2 separate regions of the Mus musculus genome follow, and region 1 is linked to region 2. The links are chromatin contacts, found by Hi-C or POLR2A ChIA-PET in ENCODE. All regions are on one chromosome and are shown on one strand. The core of a region is the stretch at or near the end of the contact, and the rest is flanking DNA. Distances in the headings are between cores, read along the strand shown.

What was found. Hi-C counts contacts between places; a loop is a spot of excess contacts on that map. ChIA-PET counts read pairs that join two places held with the same protein, here RNA polymerase II (POLR2A).
Region 1: POLR2A ChIA-PET joins it to region 2 with 65 read pairs in Patski. The contact joins the promoter of Dhx16 here to the promoter of Mdc1 in region 2. A Hi-C loop is called at or near these places in 27 of 37 maps with a recorded cell type or tissue (CH12.LX, CH12F3, Patski and 10 more). POLR2A ChIA-PET finds 5 or more read pairs at or near these places in 5 of 5 experiments (Patski and embryonic stem cell).

Annotation. Positions count from the first base shown.
Region 1 is chr17:35,878,405-35,881,104 of GRCm38, reverse strand. It overlaps Dhx16 (DEAH (Asp-Glu-Ala-His) box polypeptide 16), which reads right to left and starts at 1,327. Exons shown (of 20, transcript NM_026987.2): 1 at 987-1,327. The coding sequence starts at 1,193.
Region 2 is chr17:35,840,172-35,842,871 of GRCm38, reverse strand. It overlaps Mdc1 (mediator of DNA damage checkpoint 1), which reads right to left and starts at 1,374. Exons shown (of 16, transcript NM_001010833.2): 1 at 1,193-1,374.

The DNA of each region.
Region 1 (2,700 bases), core at 78-2,577, 38 kb before region 2:
ATTACTGAAAGCCATCCCGTGGTGGAGGCAAAGAACCAGCTCTCACAGGTTGTACGCTCACAGCCTCACACGGGCATATGCACGAACTAAAACTTCTTCCTAACTTTAATGACTTACTTTTATTTTTATGTGCACTGGTGTTCTGCCTGCAACGTGAGCTGTGTGTGAGGGTGCTGAATCTCATAGAACTGGAGTTACAGTTGTGAGTTGCCACGTGGGTTCTAGAAATTGAACCTGGTTCCTCTAGAGGAACAGCAAGTGGTCTTAATCCCTGAGCCATCTCTTCTTGCCCCACGATAGAATTTTTTTTTTAAAGTATTGGTTCTGAGCTTAAGTAGTTTATGTTCTAAAACCCATTTTCTTTTCATGATTTATTTTTCATTTATTTATGTGTATGGGGTACCTGGCAAAGGCCAGAAGCCCTCCGATCTCCTTGGAGCTGGAATTACAGATGGTTGTGTGCCACTAGGCCTGGTTGCTGAGAACTGAACTCAAGTCTTCCAGATGCACAAGGGGTCTTAACTGCTAAGCCATCCCTCCCCAGCCTCGATCCTATTTCCTAAATGCTAATTCTCCTAGCTCTGTTCTCAGTGACTCTTTCCCAGGGCTGGGGATTGAATCCAAGGCTTACTGTATGCTAGACAAACATTCTACCAACTGAGCTACATCCTTAGGCCTGGGGTATGTGCTGTAACTAACAATGGCTCTAGCTTAAACATGTATGTAGAGCCCCATCTCGAGTCTTCTCCACAGACCTGTATACACCCAACACCTAGCATGATATCTAGATAACAGAGGAAAAAAATTAAATGGTGGGCGGAACCAAGAATGAAAGGTCTCTCTGTCACCCCACTACCAGGGAGGCTCGCTGCAAGTTCTAAGCCAGCCTGTGTACTATATTGAAAGTTGCAGGCTATCACAGAATAGACAGCCACACTGCGTACGAGCCAATTCGGCTGTGAGTGGCCTGCCCCGGCGGCACACACCTTGCTCCAGAGCTTCAGGGCGAAGTCCCGCGCCGGCCCCCCGAGGTCCAGGGTGTCGGTGTCCCGCAGGCGCTGCACGAACTCCTCGGCGGAGGCGCAGCGCTGTGCGGTGCCGATCAGGAACTGCGCGACGTGCCGCTCGCTCAGCCCCAGCACCGAGTGCAGCTCCTCCTGCACCCACCGCTCCAGCCCCGCCGGCGTCGCCATGGCGACGCGTCCTGCTCCGGGCGCGCAACCGCGGAACGGCCAGGACTGCGGCGGGGACAGAGCCTGCGGTACTACCGCCTCGCTCCGGCTGCCGTAGAGACTCCAATTCCACAGACCGCGAAACCCGGAAAGAGTCGCGCTCTTCCGGCCAGGGATCGACGGTGGCTGGGCGGGTTCAAATCGCGCAGCCTCTTTCCCGACGCTAAGTGCAAGAGGCTTTCATGCACAGCCTCGTCCAAGCTCTCCGTCGCCCCCTAATGATCTGTGCGCGGGTGCAGTTCTCTATCAATACAAGCTGTCAGTGATGACTAACTAGTTCCCACAGCTGGGATAAATAAAAGACGTACAAATCAGGGTTAGGAAAACAAGATATATAACAAAGGGCTGGAGAGACGGCTCAGCGAAGTCGAGTTCGATTCGGTGCACCCACATCCCTCACCAACAACCACGTATATCTCCAGATCCAGGAGGATCTACCACCTCTGGTCTCTTCTGACACCTGCACTTGTGTGCACGTGCTCATACACAAACACACATACACCTAATTTTTTTAAAAATAAATTTTTTTTTTTTGGTTTTTCGAGACAGGGTTTCTCTGTCTTGGAACTCACTTTGTAGACCAGGCTGGCCTCGAACTCGGAAATCTGCCTGCCTCTGCCTCCCGAGTGCTGGGATTAAAGGCGTGCACCACCACGCCCGGCCTAACTTAAAATATTAAAAATTAAAACAACAAAAACTAAAGGTACATAATAAATACATTTAGGTGGGAGTTTGGGTATCATAAGATTTTAATATTTATTTATTTAATGTGCATGTGGGTTTGCCTGCATGAATTTATCTGCACAGTATGTGTGTGTGTGTGTGTGGTGTGTGTGTGTGTGTGTGTGTGTGTGCCCTTTTAGGTCAGAGATATTGTGTCTCTCTGAACTTGGAGTTACTGGTGGTTGGGACCTGCCTGATATAGGTGCTGGGAACCAAACACCAGTCTTCTGAGAGCAGCAAGTGCTCTTAACCACTGAATCATCTCTCCAGCCCCTCTATTGGGTGTGTGTGTGTGTGTGTGTGTGTGTGTGTGTGTGTGTGTGTAGGCATTTTACTTGCAAGTATGTATACCACTCAGAATCTGGAGGAGGGCATTGGATCTCCTGAAAATGTAGTTAGGGGTGTTTTTGAGACATCACGTGAGTGCTGGGAGTTAAACCTAAGTGTTCTTAATTGAGAAGCCAGCTCTCCAGTTCACCATTTAAAAAACAAAAACAAAAAACAAAAAAACACGGGACTCATGTACAATTAGCTGGCCTTGTATGTACTACATAGCTAAAGATAACTTTGAACTCTTATTTATTTATTTATTTACTTACGCACTTAATTACTTACATCCTCAAAGCTGCCCCCTCCTGGTCCCCCCTGAAAGAGTTTCTCCCCCTATTCCCCTTCTCCTCTGAGAGGGCACCTCCCCACCCCAGTATCCTCCCTACCCCCCACCCCCCACCCCCGCAACCTTGAA
Region 2 (2,700 bases), core at 125-2,624:
TCTAGTTTTTAAAAGCCCATCTACCACTCCCTAATTGATTTCATAATCCTCTATTGAGTATTGTGTTGTATCAGGCATAATAGCCAAACGAGACAGGGAAGTAATAACTCCAAAAATTGATTTGCTCAGAATAACACAGCATGTAAATAGAAATGAGTCACAAAGCCCCCAGTTTATACACTCTCATCAGCATACTTCAGCTTGAAGTGCAAAGAACCAGAGAAGCTAACATATAAAGAGGGGTTTATATGTTAAACAGTTTTAACACATTAGGTTGACTGATTCATTTGTTCTTGAGAAGAACCCTGTAAAAGTATGGTTGTTCTTTTTTTTTTTTTTTTCCCAGATGAGAAACGTCAACATAGATGGGTTAAGGACCGTCTCTAAATCACTCCTAGCGTTTTCTCGTGGCTGCTAAGTTCACAGAATTAAAGTAGCTCCTTGGCAAGACCCTTTCTGTCTTTGTTTGCTTGTTTTCGAGACAGGGTTTCTCTGTGTAGCCCTGGTTGTCCTGGAACTCACTCTGTAGACCACCAGGCTGGCCTCCAACTCAGAAATCTGCCTGCCTCTGCATCCCCAGAGCTGGGATTAAAGGCGTGCCCCACCACGCCCGCCCGGCCCCCTTTCTGTCTTTGACATCTCTTTCCAGATCAGTACGGGTGGAACTGTATCTACATCCCCACCTCCCCTACTCGGGTCCGTCCTATTTACTCTGCAGGAATTATGCACACCTGGTACCGGTCAGTATTTGGGCATGCATCCTCAAAATGAATCCTGCTCTCATGGTAACTACATAGCCGGCGTTACTAACAGACAAACTAGAGACAGAAATTCAAAACTGCATGGGTGGATTTTACCTATAAAGATGTCACACACGGGGAAAACGCTGAAAGGAAAAGTAGTGTACCCCAAGAAGTAAACTCCGTCCTGCCAACCCAGCAGACGCCTACGACCCTTTGCTCCAAGTGAAGGGCAACCATCTTTGGTACCTACGCTGGAGTTCGTTCCCTCGTGGCCTAAGGTTTCCGTGTCACCAAACCTACACCCGGGCCAGGGCGCCAAGCAAGGATTAGCATAAAAAAACCTAAAACCGCAACCCAAATTACCTCAGCCCAGTGACACCTAGGGCACGCCCCTCCCGCCCTCAGGAGGAATCAAAGATGGTAACCCGGGCGCGGGCTGCCGAACTCACCGACTGAATCCGCGCGCGCGCGCCACCAGTAACGGCCGCTACCAGGTGGCGGGAGTGCGAATCCCGGAAGAGAGTCGGTGGGCTGATTGGCTCCTGGAACTGTCTTTTACTGCTGGAAGCGCGCCGATTGATTCAAGTCGGAAGCCCCGCCCCTGCCTCACCTCCTCACAGCTCAAATGTGCGGCTACCGGCGGGAAACAGGCTGAAGAAAACGCTAATCAGGAGGGTGTGGCCTGAGAATCCCGCACCGTGATTGGGTAGTGCCCTAGGCCAACCCTCCGTCGCTACGTCATCCACGGACTACTTCCCGCGCAGATTTCCAAACGCCTACCAGAGAGTCTGGCGCCAGTTACCGGCGGCGGCTAGAAGGGCTCTATCATAGAAGTCATTCCAAGGCCAGAGCGCCCTTCTCGGTCATCCCAGAAATGGCGCCAGCTGACTCACGAGAAATGGGGGGTTGCAGGCAGCAGTCGTGGCTGGAGGCTGCAGATTGGAAAACACCCTGTAGGCGTGGCACTTTAGAACTCCCTATTGCAGAGGGATTTTATTTCCGTTTGATTTGGACTGTTTACTTGCTTTTCTTCCACATCTATGTATGTACGTATTAATGTATAAAATGACGGACTTTTTTTTTTTTTTTTTTTTTTTGGTTTTTCGAGACAGGGTTTCTCTGTATAGCCCTGGCTGTCCTGGAACTCACTTTGTAGACCAGGCTGGCCTCGAACTCAGAAATCCGCCTGCCACTGCCTCCCGAGTGCTGGAATTAAAGGCGTGTGCCACCACGCCTGGCCAATGACGGACATTTTGAGGTCATCTTCCTAAATGGAAGATCCTAAATACAGCAAGCTGTTTTGCTAAAACCTCAAAGTCTGTCGTCGTCTTTCAAAAGAGGAGAAAAGTATAATAAAATAATTTATTTCATTATAATAAAACATGAAGGTATTCCAGGAAAGTGGCTTGTATAGTTCTTTCCCGTTGGTTTTTTCAATATGTCCATAATAAATCGCCAGACGTTTGAAGCTTTAAGTTGGATGACTTATCCGTGTTCCTAAAGTAAATGAGACAAATTCAAGTAGCACGAAATAATCAATAATCGCTTTCATTGTTGGCATAACCAAAATTGAAATATTTTTAATGAATAAAGGAGTATTGATGTAACTTAAATGTTCTTTGTTGTTGTTGTTGTTGTTTTGGTTTTTTGTTTTTCGAGACAGGGTTTCTCTGTGTAGCCCTGGCTGTCCTGGAACTCACTATGTAGACCAGGCTGGCCTCGAACTCAGAAATCTGCCTGCCTCTGCCTCCCAAGTGCTGGGATTAAAGGTGTACACCACCACTACCCGGTTAAATGTTCTTTTATTTAAAAGATGACTTGAGCTGTATGTTGATTGCATGTCTTTGATTCATTTTCTTTAAGCCAAAGAAGGGTCTCACTATGTGCCTCCGCTAACCTCGAACTAACTAACTTAGCAGGTCAGCCTTGAACTCACAGGGATCCTCCTTCCTTTCAC